Regions from separate parts of the Homo sapiens genome. Here region 1 is linked to region 2. Evidence: read pairs that join two places in POLR2A ChIA-PET (ENCODE). Cell type or tissue: Panc1. All regions are shown on one strand. Links, peaks and the distances in the headings refer to the core of each region. The heading gives the core; the rest is flanking DNA.

The links. Peaks named below come from ENCODE experiments on the same cell type or tissue, not always from the same donor. Only the 100,000 strongest peaks of a DNase experiment are listed, where the experiment ranks them.
Region 1: POLR2A ChIA-PET joins it to region 2 with 5 read pairs; 2 of 35 experiments call an interaction of 5 or more read pairs at or near these places.

Annotation. Positions count from the first base shown.
Region 1 is chr6:56,358,051-56,369,150 of GRCh38, reverse strand. It overlaps a transcript of COL21A1 not described here. Among named protein-coding and RNA genes, the nearest start is that of COL21A1, 120 kb to the right of the region's middle. In Panc1, for the core only: no CTCF peak of the experiment used is centred there; no DNase peak of the experiment used is centred there.
Region 2 is chr6:56,519,122-56,530,221 of GRCh38, reverse strand. It overlaps DST (dystonin), which reads left to right. Exons shown (of 104, transcript NM_001374736.1): 65 at 89-248; 66 at 448-774; 67 at 1,297-1,381; 68 at 2,488-2,729; 69 at 3,655-3,861. Among named protein-coding and RNA genes, the nearest start is that of COL21A1, 280 kb to the right of the region's middle. In Panc1, for the core only: no CTCF peak of the experiment used is centred there; DNase peaks (open chromatin) are centred at 4,891 and 5,141; H3K27ac peaks cover 2,837 bases.

The sequences.
Region 1 (11,100 bases), core at 2,405-6,404, 160 kb after region 2:
ATTGAATTTTGTCTTTTGGCTATAGTTAGGAAAGATGACCAAAACAATTGGTTCTCGATATTCAGCTAATAGTAGATACTCTGGATTCATACTTAGTATTTATTTGCATTGATTTCTAAGCAATCTGTACTCCACCTAGCTTGTTTCCAAAGATGGCAGAAAATACCATGCTGCCCATTCTACAGATAGAGTCTCAGCAGTGAGCATATTACATTTTTAATGGAGAAATTATGTGGACATTTTTCTACTGAAATAGTCACAGTTAAATAAAATGAATGGTATACCAGCATCCAGCATATATTTGAAGACTGCTGTAGAAGATTAAAAATTAGAGACCATTGAAAATTTCTCTTCCTCAGCACCACTGAGAATAGGAACAGGAAATGTCCCAAGCGACACTTGCTCACAGAGAATTAATGATAGGAAGTGACCTTGAAGCTTCGTTCCCAAGAAATATAAACAAACTTTCCCTGGCAGCCAATGGCAGATAACTCTGAAACAAAAGGAATGTAAGTGAATTTTAAGGGGGGTGAGGAGAAGAGGTTGTGGAGTAAGAACCTGGTTCCAACCATGACCAACTGGAATTTTAATCAAATAACAAAGTGGTCACTGCCCTGGATAGCCACTGTTGTGCTCTTAACCGAGATTTTCTTCTAACTGTAGACAAATCAAGCCATTTCACATTGAATTTTTTCCTCTGCAATGCATGAAGCTGTGTAATCATCCACCTAAAATTATCTTATGAAAGAAGTGTCATTTCAATTCTTTTTGATTTGTCCACATCTCTGAAGAACACACTTTTGATGTGTATAGGTGCAGAGATTTAAAATTTTATATTTGTCTAGTATATAAAAATTATAGCTCAACAAATGAGAGAATAATTTAAAATGGTTAGGTTGTCCTAGAATAACTTATTTTAATGTTTAGAATTATTTATGAAATAAAAAATTACAAATATTCTGCAAATACCCCCCTGCTTAGTTGAGTCAAAGGACAGCTTGTTGAATAATTTCTGGTTAGAGTGCTGAGATTAGCACAAATTAGAAAAGGTTAAAATTTTTTTTCACAGTAGTTTAATTGAAATGATTGTGCGCAAATGCTTTTGGGTGTTTATGATATACCTTTAAGAATTGTTTCTTCCAGGTGCAGTGGCTCATTCCTGTTACTCCAGCACTTTGGGAGGCCAAGGTGGGCAGATCACTTTAGTCCAGGAATTCAAGACCAACCTGGGCAACATAAGGAAACTCCATCTCTACAAAAAATTAAAAAATAGCTGGGCACAGAGGCGTATGCCTGTAGTCCCAGCTACCCGTGAGGCTGAGGCGGGAGGATCTCTTGTGCTCAGGAGTTCGAGGCTGCAGTGAGCTGTGATTCCTCCACTGCACTCCAGCCTGGGTGACAAAGAAATACAAAAAAACAAAAAATTGTCTCAGTTCCAAGTAATAGAAAACTAGATGAATTAGCTTAAACAATGAGGATATTTACTAACTTACATAACAAGGAATTCAGAGGTTAATGTTCCAGAGAAGATGAATTCATTGGCTTGGTCATTTAGGTTCCTACTTTCTGCTGCTCTGCCATTCTCAGGGTCTGAGAGGGATTGGTTATCTCCCCTTATTGTCTCAAAGCGTCCTTTGTAGACACAAAATTATACTGTAGAAGAGTGGGAGTGTTTTCTCTTGTTTCTCTTGAGAGGGAGGAAATTTTTTCTAGTAGTCTTCAGAAGACTGTCCTTCACAGGTCATTGGCCAGATCTAAACCAATTGCCCACTCCCAGACTAATCACTGGCAAAGGAAATAAACTGACTGTAGTTGGTTCAGACCAATCAGTTTAGACTTGGATCACATAGGGAAGGCGTGAACATGCAAGCAAAGAGTATTGAGATTCTACCAGCCAGGAGGAAGGGAGAGGCTATTGTGTAAACAACAATCAGCATTTGAAAGTGATTTCCCATATATTATATATGAACAGTAATCAGTGAATAATGGCATTTTAAATCAATTCTAAATATTTTAAAGTTGATTTTAACTAAAATGGAAAAGCTACTAAATTAACATGTTTCTGATGAGCCATTAAAACTTGTATTTATTTGTAAGATCACAGAGACCTTACATAGTCTTAAAATATTTACCATTCTAGTAAAGGTCTAACTCTGAAAAGATTATATTTTTTGTTAAGTAAATTGAGGTAAGGTTTAGACGGATGTGTTTTTAATAGTACAAAGGACACCCTAAAATCTTAGAAGTACAGTTATACTTACATGGTTGAACAGTTCTGCTAAGCACGCAAACTGGCCCAATGGGAATGAAACCATCTTACAAACTATTGCTGCAATAGTTGCTAAAAGTGTTGTGCTGTTTTTCTTGCTGTGAAACAGTTTTCCACTCGTGGAAGTGTGGAAACACTCATCTGGAAGAAACTTGAATTTATCCTTTTGAGAGGTGTTGGCCTGCAGTTCAGACCAAATCCCATCAACCTAATTGCTCCTGCCACAGGGCCTCAAGAGTAGAGAATGCTCCCTTTGTAACCTGACAGAGGGGGCAGAGCTCCACAAGATCTATTGCTTGCAAGAGAAGAGAGAAATATGACTTTACATGACATCTTCCTCCCAGCTAGTTGCTTTTTTGGCACTACTTAGTTGTACATTGGGATTTTTTCTGCATTCTAAAAAACATATTTATTTTCAAATGGGAGTAGCCCATTCTTACTCCTGATTCTCAGCTTCTGAGAATTGACATGATCCCAACCAGACACTCGTCAGATTTTCCTGCTGCGGTACTTGGCTGTCAAAGCTAAAAGTCAGTCCTAGTATAAGACCAGTGATCTCTGACTTGCAGAGAGGGTTGTTATGGGAGGAGGGAGAGCACTGCTCAGGCTCAGACTTGGCGAGGCTGTGTTGTAATCAGGGTTTTGTATGTTGAGCGAGACTGTCTCACCTTTTAGTTCTTTTTTGCACGTTCCCTCCTGCTGTGGCTTCAGTGTCTACATCCTTTTTATCTCTTTCCCTCTATCAAATCTAATTGCAGAAAAGGAATCCAGTAAACTCCATAACATACAAGGGTAAATGCTATAAGGTGAGAGACACATTTGCATTAACCTTTTCCTTGAATTTTCAAGTAAGACAAATCTCTAAGTCAAAGATTGCATTTCTAATTGTGACATTTGGGTTTTCCAAAAAAGCCAGGAAGAAAGGTTGTCTTTTTATTCTTTTTTAGGGATTAGAATTCTTCTTGCAGTCCTAAAAAAATCCTTCCATATACTGAGGTGGCATCTTAATCTATAAGGGGCTATAGTGAAAGGAAAACAGGCTTGGAAAGAAGTGGTTGTTATACATGGTGTAAAGATTCAGAGTTAAACCCATCAGGTCAATGAAACTGCTCGATGTCATACCCACTCACCACCCTCCCAGTCTGTGAGGCATTGACATATAAGAATGGTGGGAGCATTTTATTACCACATTGGAACCCACAGTTTTATAACTTTGGGAGGCCTGGTAACTTTAGTGCATTAGACTATTGGGAATAGAATTGAGACAGGAATATTTTAGAAAATTATAAACACTGAATTTATGTCCTACCTATAGCTAAAGGGGAGGGGAGGCAGCTTACATTAAGACATCCTAAGCAATAAAATAGCAAAACCACGAAAAAAAAGATTCAAGAACCAAGAAGTTAAATGGTAAGGGTAGGATTATACCAGAAAATTATTTATATTAAACTATTCTTTGCAGCATATAAGTTAGTGCTGAACTTAGAATCAAGAAGAAGTTGAAAGGTACACAGGTCTGCTTTTCTTCCTTGTCTAGCCATTAGGGGAGTAGAAGAATTCTAGTCCTCAGTTTAGGAAATAATCCATTATGCAAGCTTTTATGTGGGGGAATATTCGACAATACAGAGGATAAGATGATTTATTCCTGTGAGTCATTTTGGTCAAGTGTAGATAGCTATTTAAGATTAATAGAGATTTGAAAATGTGGGGGAGAGGTTTGTGGTGAGCTGTAATTGTTTTTATTCCTGATAAATTTGATTCCTGGTGGTTTAGGATTCCTGAGATTAAAGGGGTTGCCTTAATCCATGTTAGGAACCCCAAGAAGTATGTTTCCTGGACATGTTATGTATGAAGCAAAGTTCTGGGGCAATAACATGAGCATCCCAGAGTCGTCTCTTGGGGAAAGGATTTTACACATGCTCACAGAGTTCATAGAGTATTCAACTCACCAGTGACTCAGAAACAAAAATGGAACCAAAATACTTTCTTGAAACTCATATAATCCTTCTTGTATAAGCCTTAAATGGTGCCCAATAATAGCTGTGGTAAAAGAGACTGTGTCCTCTGTGTGAGAAAATAGACTGCTTAAATTTCTGAATCTTTTTTTTTTTTTTTTCCTGGGCTCTTTACAGAGAGAGATAACATCTAGCAAATTGGGTAGAAAAAAATCATAGCTGCTCTTTGTAGTCTTTACTGAGGGAGAAGTAAATTGTTGCCCTAAAGCCAGGCAAGATAAAATGAAGGGCACCAAGCTCAGCTGTCTGAGAACCAGGCAAGGCTTGTGATGGGAAAAGCAGCATAGCACAAAGCCCCTTTCACCAGCTGCCTGTGCCATTCAGATGGTTTGCTATGGATGGAGATAAGTTGGATTTATGGGAGAGGGTCTCCCCAAAGGGTCTAGCACACAATCCTCTCTTCTAGACAAATGGGAAACCTTATTCATCTGTTAACAGCATCCAGGAGAAAATGGCCCTTGAAGATAATATCTGTGAAAAAGCATTGTGTGCTAGTCAAAGAAACTGTTTGTTTCCATGGAGGTAGAGGAATCATTGAGGGTTTTAATTTTTGCCTGCCTCTTTTCTGAAAGGTCGCCGCCTAGGTTTTCTCATTTACAGCACCTGACACTGCTACTTCTGCCAGGATCCATTAGTACTGTCTCGATGGTTCCCTCTGCCAATTACAAAGAATTTAACATTAATGAGGGGCTGGGGCACTAAAGAGCTCATCAGCAGCAACTCAAGGGACAACTGGGAGAGGCACACACTCCGTCAAAGATGTAGATATTTGTTTTTTCTATTCTAATGAAATCACACAACACTCATTGTGCTCATAATGCACTTATCTTGGCAGCTTTCCAACCTATTGAACGCTTGCTGATTATGTCAGCCATCAAATTTGCTGTCCAGTGCAAACTCTGAGTTTGTCCAGGTCTGTCTGTCCCAGTAATTACCTGCCCATTGATCTAATTTTTGTTCTGACTTGTCACCTATTAGCAATATAGGCATTCTTGCTTTTAAATCAGAGGTTCTCAGATTTCTGAAGTAGTTCTCTTCCAAGGAAGGCACAGTCCCCTTGGGGGTTGTTTGGGAATGTGTCGGGGGGTATTTTGGGTTGTCCAGTCAGATTTTATCAGGCAGAGAGCAGTGATGCTAAGCTTCCTGAAACACACAGGACAGACCTGTTCAGTATAAGATCTCCTCACCCCAAATGTCCAAGGTGAGTTTAAATGGACAAATATTACCCAATACCTCCCTCTCAGTCCTGATGGCCCCTCCTAGGAACTTCACTTATCTCTGGATGAAGCAAATCTTCTGAAACACACAATCACCTGGTAATGCCACAGGGTGACTGACCTCAAAATGGCTCCCACAGTGATCTGTGGCACAACAGGACCACCTAAATGAGTCCAAAGACCTGGATTCAAGTCTCATTCTATCATTTCCTAGTGGTGTGGCCTCTGCTGAGTGACTTAACCTCTGTAAGCCTCAGTTTTCAGATCAGAAAAATGAAGATATGAAAACATACCTCACAGGGCTGTGCAGATTAAAATAGACGATAAGTGTGCAATCACTGCAAATAAAAAGCTCCATACACATGATACTTATTACGTGTATATGACCTGCTGCTTCTGCTGTCTGAGACACTTAGGAGAACGAGGCCTAAGCCTGGTTCCCAGAAGGCTAGGAAGTGAGCTTTGCTCTCCAAAATCATGCATTCGTTTATGAGTTTAGAGAGGACAATTTGTCTCTCCATTTCTTGGGCACATATGTAGGACACTCATTTTGAAGGCTGTGCATAACAGATGTCAAACATTCATGTTTCTAGGAAGAATGCCCCAAAGAAGTTACTGATTGTCTCTTCTGGCTTTTGGTAGTGCCTGGCCCTGATGGAGATTCAGGGCAGAGATGTTGCAAAGAAGGTGGGAGAAAGGCATCATTGTGATAAGCCCTGGAAATATAAGGGGCAATGTGGGCGTGGGGGGTAGGGTTTGCTGCCAAGTGGAAGAATTAATAAAGTTTTCAAATACGCACCGGCCCGGGACCTGGGATCAAACACACAAACAGCTAGGGACTTGCACAGCAACAAGAGAAGGCTGCTGAGGTTCTTAACAGAGGGGCCTAGGTGGTAGAGGTGGTGGGAGTGGGGAGGGCTGATCCAGGCAGACTGTGTATAAATGCTGGCAGGAATTCAGGAATGAGAGGGGTTGTGCCCGTGTGGAAAGTAGAGAGAGGTGTCTTCATGGTAAGTGGACTGGGGGAGGAGCATATCTTTGAAGGAAAGGCCGAGAAGGAGATGTCAGAGGGAGAGCCAAAATCAGCGTTTCTTAAACATGGGGCCACTGCTACTTTGAGTAAATTTAGTAAAATGTATTTGAACAAATTTAGTAAAAGTCTCAATATTTTAAACCATTGAGTCCTTTACCTACTGGTCTATTTATAAATCAGGGATCCCAAATTATTGGCTTGATCAAATTGGCAAAATTACTTATTTTATTTAAAATTAAAAAATAATACATACTTATTGTAGAAAATTTAGAAAATAGAGCTAAGCAAAAATAAGAAAACTTAAGGCACTCATAGTCCCACCACACAGAGATAACCATGGTTAACATTTTAGTGAGTTTTCTTCAGACACGATTATACATTTAAAATATAATAAATGAGATCATACTTTATATAATTTTTTTCACTTGCTATACTGCTAGTATCTCTCTAGCTTGGCTGAACTTGCTACTTGTCAATGGTTTGTCATCTGGCAATTTCAGGGTGCCCCTGTGGTAGTAGGAGATGGTGGACGGGTCGGGGGTGGATTGGGCAAGGGTTTCCAGGGGCAAGCGCTCATTGTGTTCAGTTAACCTGGAGACCTGATTCATATCCTCTTAGTGACCAGGAAGGTGACTGTTCCTGATGGAAGGCCAAACAGCCAGAGAGCCAAAGGAAAAGGTTACGTCTGTTTGAAAACAATGCTTGATATCCTTGTGGATGAACCATGGACACTTTGAGCTGTGCTTCCTTACACAGGCTTCAGTAGAAATGCTACTTAAAGAGATATTGGTTGCCTTTGTGTTGTTTATGTTGTAGAAAAGAACACACACACACACACCACACACACACACGCACACGCACATACGCAGCCATCACTCATAACCCCACAGAGATAACTGCTTTGACTTTTTGATTTTTTTTTATGCTTGGATCTTTCGTTCCTAATTTAAAATAATTCTGCCAACCAGAGTTTCCTATTATTACCATTTTGGTGCCATTATTTTTAAAACCAAAATTGTAGTTATTCTGATTTGGAGCTTCTTTATCTTCCTGTAGTAACCAAGTGTTTTCCTTAAGCCACTGGATAATCTTCTACATCATTTCAAACAGGTACCTGATAGTCCACTGAATGGATTATAAGGATGAAAAATAATCCTTTGTCACTGAGCATTTAGGTTATTTCCAACTTTAGGCTTGTTTTCCAATAATGTTTATAATATTAAAAATAAAATTAAGCAAATAGTTGTGCAACCTGCAAACAAAATCATGATCACTGAATACCCTGGTTATTCTTTTATGAGACGGAGCATGACATGGAAGAAACTCAGGAGACGGACATCCCACTGGCTCTGCTTTTGAGGATGTAGTTTAGTCTCATCCTCGTTTTACAGTGTAGAGAACTGAGAGTCAACAAACTTGAGTTACCTCTCCCAACCACAGAACAAGCAAATCATAAAACCCGAAAGTCTCTGACTTGCTGTCTTATGCCCTTTATTTGGTTAATATTGATTGATTGATTGATTGAGACGGAGTCTTGCTCTGTCACTAAGGCTGGAGTGCAGTGGCGCAATCTTGGCTCACTGCAACCTCCACCTCCCAGGTTTGAGCGATTCTCAGCCTCCTAAGTAGCTGGGATTACAGGCACGCGTCACCACAACCTGGCTTATTTTCGTATTTTTAGTAGAGACGGAGTTTCCCCATGATGGCCAGACTGGTCTTGAACTCCTGACTTCAGGTGATCTGCCCACCTTGGCCTCCCAAAGTGCTGTGATTACAGGCATGAGCCACTGCGCCCAGCCTATTTGGTTAATATTTAAATCCAATATTCTTAGATCTAAAAATACAAATAAGAAAAAAGGTGAGGGTTGTTGCTGATAATAATTCCAGCATCCTTTCTACCTGAGACTTATAGAATCATATTTCTGTTATTTAGATACATTTCCACTTATTTTAGGGATGGTGCCCTGGAAAGATACCGTATGTATTTGGTGTTGTCAACCTACACGATTTTGGTTTTAAATCTTTTCAATGCCTTTTTAAATTCATGCTGGCAACTTTTTGCAAAAACGTTTTTACCTGTTGCTATTGCATTATTCCATCCCCTTCCATTTTGGTTTCTATTTCTGTTAACTCTTGCCACCACATCATCACTCTGAGTCCTCAGGTTCACAGTGTTTATTATGGCTTAGACTCTTCTCATATTTAATAAAAGGGCCTGTTCATGTCTTTCATCGGGTTTGCAATAATCTCAGTATCATGCACATCCCTGAGTCTAGCATCTGTTCTCCCTGACTTTGCAATTTTGAATTCTGCTATTGTAACCTTCAAAGTGGTCCACATCACATCAGTGTGAAGTCGAACAGATGCCATGGCACAATGCAACTGGCTTTACTCTCTTTATGTGCTCAACCTATTCGGTGGTAGATGTGACACGACCCTCCCTCCACTCCCCTGTCACTTTTAGTAGTCTAAGCCTTCTGCTTTCTCATCACCATTGTATCTTCAAGGACTTCCAATTCCAGGAGAATGATTTAAAATCCTGTGAAAAAGAATCAGTGCTTCAAAACCTCTCTCTGTCATTCTTTTTAGGTCAATAGAAATGTTCATTTATGTGATTATTTGCAGTGCAAATACGATTATTCAGTGATGTTTTGAGCACATCATATCTTGCTAGTTTATTATTCCACAGTTTGCAATGACTCTTTGCAGAAGGAAGATCACAAATTAGATTAAGGAATATGTTTCATTTCCTTCGATCTAGGACACGGATAGGACTTCAGAGACTCCAGCAATTCTCCTTTGTCTTGCTTTTCAGACTCACATAATAGAACATCAATCTTGCAAAGGATCTCTCTGCCAAAACCACTGAGTTTAATTTAATGCACTACTTGGTCAAGACTGGAAGTCTTTATCTTCCATCCTCCATTAATATATCAATCTTAAGCATGACTGAAAAATGGGTACATTACTCGTAAAGATAAATTTGTGCATGTGCTCAGAAATGTCTCCTTTAGAATAATCAATAACAGATGTCCGATTGCCTCATATTTTCAGGTTTGAAATGTGACTTTATTAATGTAATAACGAATTACAGGACATAAACAGAAAAAAACCCAAACCAACCAACCCCCACCTACTTCCATGATCTGATTCAGGGAACTGAGTTGAAGAAAGGTATTGTGAGGTGCTTTGGTGCCCTCTGGTGGGTAATCATCTGAACAACACAGACGGTGTTTTAGTCATAGTTCATTTTGAAGGGGCCTTGGAAATCTGTTCCAATCCCCAAACTATAGGAGACAAAACAGAGCCCACGGGGCCCAGTGACTGGTGCAGAGTTCCAGGAAATCGTAATCCCGTGTCAGTCTAACTTGAAGCATTCTTGTTAAGGTTACTGGATAAGTATATAATTATCATATATTTGAAATTGTTTTCAGAAAATATTATCAGAAAAATTCTTCCACAGAGTAATTTTGGTGTGGAATGATCTGATGTATTTTATGATAACTTTTAGACAATGAAATTATATTTTAGAAGTGAATTATAGTCAGTTTAAATACTTACTAAATTCTATGAAAGTTTTGAGAAAAATTATTCAATATATTATAGATAGAAAATGTGACATTGATAAAATAGAAAAATTGCCAAGCTTTAACCAAACATCTGTTGAATGGAATTTTTTTTTTAACCATTGGGAAGGGAAAATACACCACATTATACTGTTGGATAAGACAAAACTTCTACACATATTCCTATAGCTCTATTTATCCATTTGACCATAACGTGCATTTTCATGCAATTTAAAATATTAATAAATGTGACTTTTCCAGAATATTTGGAGATTTTAGGCTTTTTTCTTTCTTCTTTAATTTATATTCTTTGAGTATCTCTCCTGACTTGGGGACATGTTTGGTAGAATTCCATATTTTAATGCTAAACTTTTCTTCTGATACAATTTAAATTCCAGCAAGATTTAATCAAAACTGCTAGAAGCTTAAAAACATACAGAATTGAATTATGGATTGTGTATACCAGTGGGTTGGAGTTGTTTTAATTTCTATTTTTCTTTCTCTTTCTGCCTCCTTAGGCTGTTGAATTTTACCATGTAGACAAGAGATCTAGGGAAAGAGGAGAAGGGAAGATATAAATCAAATTACACTTTGCAATCATCGTTTGAAGATTCAAATTCAGACGTGAAATCAATTGTTTAGAGAGGACATTTATGTTCAAATTGTAATATAACATCGTCTGTCTCAAACTTGGTTTGGGGTTTTTTTTTTACATATTAAAATTTCAGATTATCTTCAAATGTTGCTTGATTTGATTCAATCAGATTTGGCAACTAAAAAGTCCTAACAACAACAGCAAGAACATCTACATCTCGTTGAGAATGGACTAGGTGTGAGCCACTGCACTTGGCCTTCTCTATATTGCATTCCCTGAAACCTAAAACCGTATCAAAAGTGACACATCATCATTTTATATACCCCTTAGAAAAAAAGTGCAACTGAAATATTGCTAAATGATTTAATATCACATAGAATGTCATTGTATATATATTGAAAGAGC
Region 2 (11,100 bases), core at 3,261-7,260:
AGAATAGATTGCAAGAGCATGACTGAAGATTTTTGTTGAATATTTCACACATTCTTCATCCCTAAATGACCTTTTGGCACATTTGTAGGAATCGTCAGTTGGAAGGTATCTCGGTGGTAGCACAGCAATTTCATGAAACCTTAGAACCACTGAACGAGTGGCTTACAACCATAGAAAAGAGGCTGGTGAATTGTGAACCCATAGGAACCCAAGCATCTAAACTTGAGGAACAAATTGCACAGCACAAAGTAAGATATAAATCACACATTAGCGAGGTTCAGTTTTTATTGTGTGGTTTTGTGACATAAATTTGAGTTATGTACTATTGTTTTGTTTAATTGCAAACTAAATCCATTTAACATGTCATGCTTTAGTTTTATTTATGTTTTCATTTTTATTTGTCCATTCTTTTTGTTTTTCTTCTTTATTTTTTTAAACTTTGCTTAGGCCTTAGAAGATGACATCATCAATCACAATAAACATTTACACCAGGCTGTTAGCATTGGCCAGTCCTTAAAGGTTTTGAGCTCCAGGGAGGATAAAGATATGGTGCAGAGTAAATTAGACTTCTCTCAAGTATGGTACATTGAGATTCAAGAGAAAAGTCACAGCAGGTCTGAGCTCCTCCAGCAGGCCTTATGTAATGCTAAGATTTTTGGGGAAGATGAAGTTGAACTGATGAACTGGCTGAATGAAGTGCATGACAAACTGAGCAAGCTCTCAGTCCAGGATTACAGCACTGAGGGGCTATGGAAGCAGCAGTCTGAACTTCGGGTATTTTGATTTATTTTATTTTATCTTATTTTTTCATTTCAATTGTCATTATTTCTTAGTCCTTATTTCTGTACAATTTTATGTTTATGATGATTTCGATGAATTGCTGTACTTAAAAAAAGACTGTTTATACAGATTACTTTTAATGAAGTCATTTTAAAGAAAAGAGTGACTCTATCCAATTAGCTGGATATTTCACTTTTCATTTTGTTATTTTATTGTTGTATACAAAGACCTGTATTAACCAGTACTTCAGTATGTCCACAAAGCCCATTTTCATAGGGCCCTAAGTATTTTCTGAAAAGGAATATGCTGTGAATTATGGTAGATGAACATGGGACATGGGCCACAGAGGTGAAAAGAAGAGGTCTAAACATGGGAACAATAAGAACATTTGAAAATGTGAGATATTTACTCAAATATGTCTCTGTGAAATCTAATTAAAGTTCTCTGAGATTAACTAATGTTAATGCTAACTTAAATGTTTTTCCCCCCACATAAAAATGGTACCTGTGTTTTCAGGTTCTGCAAGAGGACATCTTACTCAGGAAACAAAATGTAGATCAGGCTTTACTAAATGGTTTAGAACTACTTAAACAAACCACAGGTGAGATATCTTTCAAATCAAATCATCATGTGGTCAGCATTTTATATTGTTTTCAAAATATTTTAGGGATGGGAAAAAACCAAAACACTTTATAATTTTTGGTCCATTCCAAGACTTTTATTCTGGAGAATGCTTTGAAGACCAATCAAGGGGGTGGTTAGGATATGATCTCACTTTTTTCTCATGATCTCACTTGAGTTCTTGATGGAAGTTGTGTGTATTACTCATAACATAAAGCACTTTGGCACAGGAGCTCATCAGAGAAGCCCAGGACAGAGTCACATTACTTTTCCACTTGTGGAAGGCAGATGAACACGTAGGTTGTAGACAATTTCTTTTTAAGATAGATCGCATTGCAGTGACACACAGTATGGCTACGTGCATAGCTATACATGGGCTTCATTTCTTCATGTCTGAATCACCAAGAAAACTGATACATAGTTTAGTATCTAGATGAGATTTTTAGGACAACTCAGGGAAACTAGTTTTAGTGATTCCTTTGGCCATAGGAATTTCACTATACCTATATTCAGTTCAGCAATATGTGTATGTTGGGGGCAAGTACCATTCATTATGCATTGAAGAAATTAAATGTAGAATCAAGAGCCTTTAGTTAGAAGTCTGAAGCCCAGGACACAGTTTTTCTGTGTGTCAAAAAATGAGGTAGAGGCAAATAAAGATCTGTTGGAATAGTGCAGATGAGTAATGATGAATAACTAAGAGCAGAGAGGCTAAGTATCTTGCCCAAAGTAACCCAGCTTTTAAGCCATGCATGAAGTCAGTATTTGAACTCAAGCAGTTTTTAACCTCTCTTCTTTGAAAACAAAGTCTCATACAGATAGATACAAAAGTACTGCTTTCCACATAGCTAAAGACATTTAGCCTTTTCCAGTTCCTACATTTGTATTTTCAGAGTGATTTAGATTTGCTGGAAATCTTGGGAAAGATTAAAATTTAGAAAAGGGCTTCTCTTGAGTAAGATTATCTTTAGAAAAATGTCTCCTTTTGTTCTGTGGAAATTTCATCAGTGTTCCATAATATCTGAAGAAACCCTCTCCCTGCCTTTTTTTTCCTTCATAAGAAATAACGTGACTTTGAAATTTTAGGTGATGAAGTTTTAATAATTCAAGATAAATTGGAAGCCATTAAAGCAAGGTACAAAGACATTACTAAACTGAGCACTGATGTGGCCAAGACTCTGGAACAGGCGCTGCAGCTTGCAAGGCGGCTGCACTCCACACACGAAGAGCTGTGTACCTGGCTGGACAAAGTGGAGGTGGAATTACTTTCATATGAAACTCAGGTTCTGAAAGGAGAAGAAGCAAGTCAAGCACAAATGAGACCAAAGGTAAGCTCTGATTTCTGCATTTTGGATTAGTCTTTTATCTTTTAGGCAGTCTTATTCACACAAAAATAAAATTATATTTGTCTTATGTCATTACATATGCTGAAGGATGCCTTGGTGGGTGGAGACCCAATAGAAATTGGCAGCAGATCAACTGTTTAAAGTTTTAGGAGCCCAGAGATGAAAACAGTATGTTATAATTGTTGCAAGAGTCTTATATTTGGGAGTATAGTTTATTACCCAAGGGACAGAATGATGAAAACAGAAAAAAAAAAGGAAAATGATCATTGTTTCAGAGACACACATAATTTGGTTGGAATACCAATATTTCTATAAGATAACATGGGGTGGGTTTTCTAATTATATCACAAACGTAATACACTGCATGGTAATCATTCCTCTTTTCCAAGATATCAGCCTCTGTTTTTATCATCCTTGAAGTATGATCACATGTGGGTGAAAGGGAGTTGGTGAGGTCAGGCTCACTGAGCCTGTAATGATTCTACTGTCATGATATAAAGCCAGTTTGTCATCATTTTGAGGGTCACTTAATTCTGGCTTGGAATATCCTCTTCATTTTACTTTTCTGTTACCTGATTACTTAGAGGTTCCCAGAAAGCAAAGAATAATACAAGTTAACTTGCTTGTTTTTGCTTCTGAAATTTTAAATATTTATATTAAATTTCAAAGATAAAATCTTGCCGTGTCGACAAATGAATTGTTCTTTGAACTTCTCAGGAAACATTTTTCTTTTTGCAAAATAGCTTTAGATAAAAAAGGTTTATTTAACTCGACTGAAACTAAGGGAGGGGGGGAGTGGGGCAAAGCATCACATTATTCGCCTGCAAAGGACTTGAGCTCCAAGAACAGTTAAAGGAAAAGTCTGTTGAAGCTCTTAAGTGTTACTAACTTATTTGTATGTTTTCAGGAACTGAAAAAGGAAGCTAAGAACAACAAAGCCTTACTGGACTCCCTTAATGAAGTGAGCAGTGCTTTGCTGGAACTGGTACCATGGAGGGCAAGAGAAGGACTTGAGAAAATGGTAGCTGAGGACAATGAGCGCTACCGATTAGTGAGCGACACCATCACTCAGAAGGTGGAGGAGATCGATGCAGCCATTCTGCGATCACAGCAGGTAGGGAAAAATGGTTTGTTGTTTAGGCAATAAATTTTCTCCAGCTGTTCTTGGAGCTTTTACCTGAACAAAGATGACTGTTAATACTGTTTCCATTCATTTGCTGTGCTTCCAAAATGAAAGAGTGGATTTGAAAAGAAGTTGACTGGGCTTCTTCGACGTCTGAGCACCAGGGCAAGGCTAATCTGCACATTGTTCACAGCCATCTGCCTCATTGTTTCACAGATTTATCCTTACCAAGTCAGACACTGCGAAGATCAGCCCAGCTTTCCAAACAAAATGCTTTTGTCTACACATATGCATATTGCTGATATTAATTTTTATGTATTGACTAAGTCTAATCTGTATGTGAGTAAATACTGTGAATTGTTATGTAAGTCAGTATTAACTGTTCATTTACAGAAAGCTGGGGCAAAGAGAATGTTTTCTTTTTAAAAAGGAAGCAGTTTTGTTGGTAATGTGAAGTTTTTTTCTGAAGATGACAGAAGGGGGGAAAAGATGATAGGTTCCAATTTGTCTATAACTCCTGCAGAATGTATACTCCAAGAGTTTTATAGGCATTCAGCCCTTAGCCACAGCTCCCTGGGAAGACTGTGGGCAATGAGTGGGGTCCTGGAGATAGAAGTTCGTAATATAATACATGTGTTGATTAACTTTAGTTGAAATTTCTGTGAATATTTATATTAAGTCATCACAGTTACTACAAAGTTTATGTGTGGGGGTAGTATGATATTGCACTGTACTTTAGAGCAGAGCTTGTGATGGTGTGTGACTAAGCTTTTACTAGTATGAGCCAAAAGCAAGAGGCATAAATCAAGCTGATTCTGTGGGAGCATCCAGAATTAATTTTCTAATGTTGCCATAGAAATGGAATTTATAGTTAGTTCTAAAGCATAATGTTCTGCTCCTCATTTTAGTGCTGTGCTCTGGGATCACAACAGCTGATGAAATGCAGTGATAGCAAAAGCCCTGGCTAAGAAATTTTTGTGAAGGAGGGCATTCATGCTTGAGGAATGTATTTGTGTGACTCTGTTTAAACAGAGGAGTTTGTATGCCTCATTTTTATAGGAAAATGAGGGTGTTTATTTGTGAAGTTTATTTAACTATTGAAAAATATATTTTTTTCACTGAAATGTATTTGAACGTTTCCCAACTGGCACTGAAGGCTTCTCTAAACAGCAAGAAAATTATTCTGTACTCTTGGGAGTAAGAATTTCTTGAGAAGTTGACTGTGGTTGGCTGGTTCAGTAAAGTGAGGAAGTAATAAGGGCACAGTCACAGATTGAGTTTTCGTTGGTTAGTAATCTCTGATATATGCCAAGGTCATTAACTGTGGCCAGGTTCTTCAAGGTTTTGCGTATGTTTTCCAAAGGCATGGGGGAAAGTAAGTCAGTGTAAGTCTTCCGGAATCCTTTAGGAAAATAATGATTTTTTTTTTCTGATAGAATTAGTCCTTATTTAAAATTTCAAGATTTTCTCAAAGAATATAGAAAAATTCATGAAAGAAAGCATATGTAAGCAATTTGGTCTGTATCCTTCCAGTCTTCGTCTTGAAAGAGGAGGAGAATTTATATAGTAAAATCCTTTTGAAAGTGAAAGACAATGTATATAGTAAAAGTCTTACTACCAACAGATTACACATCTTAATGCCACTGATATCTTCTGGTTGTTCATGTGTGTATTTTTATCTTCATTTCTTTGAAATACCTGCAAGTCTGTCCAATGAAAATACCTCCAATAAGGCTACATAGACACACAGATGTTTAGAGCTGGGAGGAACATGCCCAGCATGCATGGGATAAAGTGACTTGCATGTGGTCTCACAAGCAGTAAGTGGCAGAGTAGCAACTAAAATTTAATCCCTATCTCATTCTCCCTCACTGCTGTGCCTCCTCATAAATTATATATAGAGAAAAACCCTTGAGGGTGGTAAACCATTTTTTTTCTAAAATTCTTCAATAATCCGAAGGTTCCATTATTACAACAAAGTGGAGGTATCTAATGAAAATATTTCCAGCTGTAAAGACTGTGGAGGATGAGGATACAACACTAAAAGGATCATAAAACATTACCGTGTAGGGAAACGTAAGAATAGAGTAGTAGGTACCTGTCTTCCTGGTGTGGCAGAGATTTTGCACTTAAAAGATAAGTTTCCAAACTCATAATTTTCAAGTTTATAAAGAAGCTAATATATCCCTGAAATATTTTATAAGGTTGCCTACTTATAGATGTTTGGAATTAGGACCAGAGTACAGTTTGATAAAAATGTTTGTTTTCTGTTTTACCCAATAACTACATCCATGAAATATAAAAAGGAGTGATTAAAAAAAGCATATCTTTAGACCTGGACATTAGCCACGTATTTTGGACTATCTGTTTTGCATTGTTTAAACAAATTACCATTCTGAGTCTCTTCTCTGTATGAAATAGGGACACGATATGACCTGAGCTCATCTTTTTAGACACACCTTTAGTCATATGCAATTTGTTTTATTAACAGTGACTCTTTCCCCAGACCCCTGCCCCCAGCCTACCAACAGCCACACATGATGGGGTAAGGACATGTGTCTTGAATAATACTTAACAATTTTAAAATTTATAGATTTAATGATTTGTCCCAGTTAAATCAGGGAGAGTTAAATTAGATTTTCAATGACTAGGTGTTCTGTTTTCTGAGCAGAAATATCTCTTAAGATACTTCATATTTTTTCCCAGTTTTAAGGTTGCATATATACAGATATACCTCTTTTATAATGTCAACCTGCTTTTTGAAATTTAACAAAAGCATAAGCACTTTGTGAACTGTCAAGCCACAATCGCAGAATGTATTGACTTCTAATCATCAGCATGGAAGATGTCAAGAAAAACATGGAAAAGACTTAAAAGTTTGAAGGGAGAACAGAAGGGAACATACAGATACCTTCTCATTAGCACATACTTTGTAACCACTTTGTATAAATTTAGGTTTTTAAAAAGTTTTGATTTGACAGGGTTAGATTTTCTTGTTAATCCTATATCACAATAACAGTTTTGAAAAGATACGCTATTGAACTTTCATAACATAGGTGTGAAGGCCGTATTTGTTATTATTTGAGAAATAATTGAAAAACCTCAGTAATGGGTGAATGAGTAAGAACTTGTACATTCACTGATACCACCCACCAGTCCCCCAAATCTGACTCTAGATTTGCGGGCATTGATATTCTAAAAAGGGTATTATTTTTTAAAGTAGTTGGGCCCATTCATTACTTTTAGGAAGAATCTGAATGGGACAAGGCAGCTTAGTAAATAATGATGTTGAGCTGAACTGCCTCCCTTTTACAATACATGCCATTATCTGAGTTATAAACTGTACATATTTTTGCATTTTAAACCTACGCAGAGTAGCATATCTTTGTTGCTTTCTTTCTACAAGCTTTGTGGAAATGGAGAAAGGCACTTTTACTTGAAAAATGTACAGACTTGGGTTCTGAATTCAGACTACCTTGATTCTTTAAGCCTCAGAGCAATTCATCATCCTTTGCTTCTTATAATGTACAACTGTCAGTAGTTGCTAAAATATGTATATCTTACTGGGTCTGGGAATCCCAAGCTTTCTTCAGCAGTTCTAATTGCTTGGCTTATGTAAGTGGGCCCCATAATAACCCTGTTAGAAAGGCCCTTGGATTGGTGGTTTGGGTGCAGTTAATGCAAACAACTCATTGGGTCATTAGGAATCAGCCTGGAGAAAAATATCACCTGTTTATTTCTTTTAAAGGACCAGAAGGAAACATCTCCTACGGAAATGAGATTTGTTCAGACCCTCCAGGTGTTGTGGATGGGAAAATATGTCTTGTGTTATAAATAAAGACAAGCAAAGTGGAAGGAAATGCTAATCAAAAGAAAGTGATAAGATCCCCAGTAAGGGGAAGGGAGTGAAAAGGATGTCCTTGAGGTTAAGGTTTGCTTATCACTTTGCCTTAAACCTCTATTAAAACCTATTGTGTATTGACTGTTGTGATATTTGGCAGTCTAGAAGTCAGACCACCTTCGTTAGAATCTCAGGCTCAGCATTTACTACCTGAGTAGTCTTTGGTAAGTTAGTTAACTTCCCTTTACCTCATTTTTCTAAGCTGGAAATGGAGTTAATGGTAATACATGATACAGCTGTCAGGATTAAAGGAGGTATTGCATGTTAAGCACTTAGAACAATGTGCTCAGTAGGATGCTGGCTGTTACTGTTTTAGAGAGTGTTTTTCAGGCATATTTAGATGTAGCTACTTAAAATGTCTTGCACTAACTTTTAGAAAATTCCTGAAAGGCTAATTCAACTATAAACAGAAGTTACAGTAGCTAGAGTTGGTGGTTCGGCTCCTCTGATGCTATTAAAGTATTTCCCCAAATACAATTATGGATGCCAAGATTATCAACATTTTATGTTAAGTCAAATTTTACTTACTTGTATGAGTAGTAAACAAATTTACTAAAATTTGACCTAGTGTATTTCTCTCCATGTTGCTTACATATAAAGTGAGCCATGTTTATGGTCCATTAGAAATATGTTTATGGACCATGTTTATGTTCCATTAGAAATGTTAACCAGTCATTTGAGTGAGTCATAGACCTAAAATGCCTCGCCTTACTATAAATTACTTAATGTAGATCCTGTAGCTACTCCCTTTGTTGCTTAACAATATTTGATAATTTAATTTTAAAAGTTTCTCAGATGACAGGCGGGAAATATCTGTTTGAAGTCTTTTTTTTTTTTTTTTTTTTTTTTCCTTAGCAGAGCAAATGTTTGACTTGATCAAAGAAACATTGTTTGGATTTCAGCTTTCCTTTTTTGGCAACTTAGATGGTATCACCATACTGTTTATTGCTGGAAAGTTTTTTTTTTTTTTTAAATAGGGAAGACATAGTGTTAAACTAATATTAATATTTCACAGCCTGACTGTCTTTATGAGGACACTCATTTAAATACTGTCAGGCTGAACACAAACAAGAGGGTTGGGGTATTACTTTATTTTTTTTTTCAGGAACCAGTGGAAGAAAAAAATTTATAACTGTTAAATTTTATTCAGATATCTTGCAGTATTTACACTCAGGTAGAAAGGCCTGAACTGTTTTTCTCAGTCTTATATTCTTTAAATGAATCACATAATCAATTTTTACCTGTAGCTTTACATGCCTTGAAAAGTAAGAATCCACAGAAGACTAACTTTCACTTCTTTTTCATGGGGATTCTTTCTCCACACCTGAAGCTGCTGAATTAGTTGATGAAATGTTTTTCTTTTGTTTTCATATTGATCAATAATTGCTCATGAATAACTTCATTTGAAATTAAATAATATCACAGAAATTATTGAACCAGCTTAAGATAGATTATTTTAAGTGGTTTCTTGGTTTCCTTATAATTACAGAAAGTCTACCTATAAACTTGACGATATTAAATTTTCAATATCAAAAAATAAATTATACCCCACGTTTATGAAGTTATAGCAAAACACTGCTTGTGGGAGTGTACATTAGCACATTCTACCTGAAGGGCAATTGGGCAGTATTATATCGAAGAGAGAAAACACAAATAGGAACTGATAGGTGAGACGTTACCCACAGAGTTGGTTTTCTTTCTTTTAAAATTTTTTTTATTTAATATATTTTCTTTTAATTTTTAATTTTTATGGACACATAGTAGATGTGTATATTTATGAGGTACATAAGTTATTTTGATACACGTATACAATGTCTTATTAAAATTAAACTTGTTTTAAGATAATTCTAAGTTCACCTGCAGCTGTAGAAACAATACAGAGAGATCCCATTGTATCCTCTACTCAGTTTTCCCCAGTGGTAACATCTTTATAGTAAAATATCACAAGCAGCATATTGACATTGATACAGTCAAGATACAGAATATTCCCCTCACCACAAGAATTCTTCATGCTGCTCTGTGAGCCATACCCATTCCATCCCACCCTACCCTCCGTAACTTTTGTCAACCACAAAGCTATTCTCCATTTCTATAATGTTATTTCAAGAATGTTCAAGTATTTTTTCAGTCACAATCTCTTTCTCTTCTCCTTCTGGGACTCTGATAACATGAATATTAGGACTTTTGTTGTAGTTCCACAGGTACCTGCAGTTCTGATTATTTTTTAAGTTATTTTCTATTATTCAGTTTGGGTAATTTCCATTTCTATTTCTAAGTGGTAATTTCTTTTCCTTCACTGATTCTTTCTTCTGTCCCCTTCATTGAGCTCATCCACTGAGATTTTTATTTCAGTTACATTTTTCAGTTCTACATTTTCATTTGGTTCTTCTTTATACTGTATATTCTTTTTCTTTGCTGAGATGTTCTGTGTTGTTGATGAAGCCTTCTAATTTCTCATTTGTTTCAACTGTGAACATTCAGAAGTACTCATTGAAGCATTTTTATCATGGCTGCTTTAAAATCATTGTCAGGTAATTCTAACATGTCTGCCATCTGGGTATTGGCATCTATTTGATTATCTTCTTTAATTCAGTTTGAGATTTTCCTGGCTCTTATATGATCTTATGAGTGTTAGAGCTTAAGCTTTCTGTTTTAGCTGCCTTCCTCTTACCACTCTGGCAGAAGGTGGGGGTGCTACCAGGTGAAGATAGAAGTCCAGGTTCCCAATTCCACCTCTGTTGACACCTAGGAGATGGCTCGTCATTTCTGCTGAGTGGGAGTGGGAGTTCCAGCTCCCTATGTGGTCTCTACTGGTACCACAGTGCAGGTGGCTGTGATGGTGACACACTGAGTGATGATGAAGATCCTGACTCTCCACTAGGCCTTCTCTGATATCACCCCAGAGGAGTGGAGGGAGGGGCAGTTCGTTATTGCTTAGTGGGGGTGGAAGCCCAGCCTCCCCACATGGTCTCAACTGACAGGATGATCTGGGGATGAAAATTCTGGCTCCCTACTTGGCATTCTCTAACATCTCCCGGCAAGAGTGTTGGGGACCTTGTCATGGCATTGCAAGGATAGAAGTGTAGGCCCCCCATTTGTCCTTTCTTGGCATGAGTGTGAGTGGAGCAACCATTTTTTCTGTAGTGTTTGGTTGGAATAGAGTGGTTATTGTTTAAAAGTTGTCTGTTTTGCTAAACTACTCCTTTCCTGGTTCTTTGGCTAGAGAGAGCAGGCTTGTTTTGGGACTTTGTACCCGTTTAGTGTTGTGTGGTTGCTAGTTTTTCCAGTATTTAGTCTTAGATACGTGAGGCAAAAAGAAAATCCCAGAG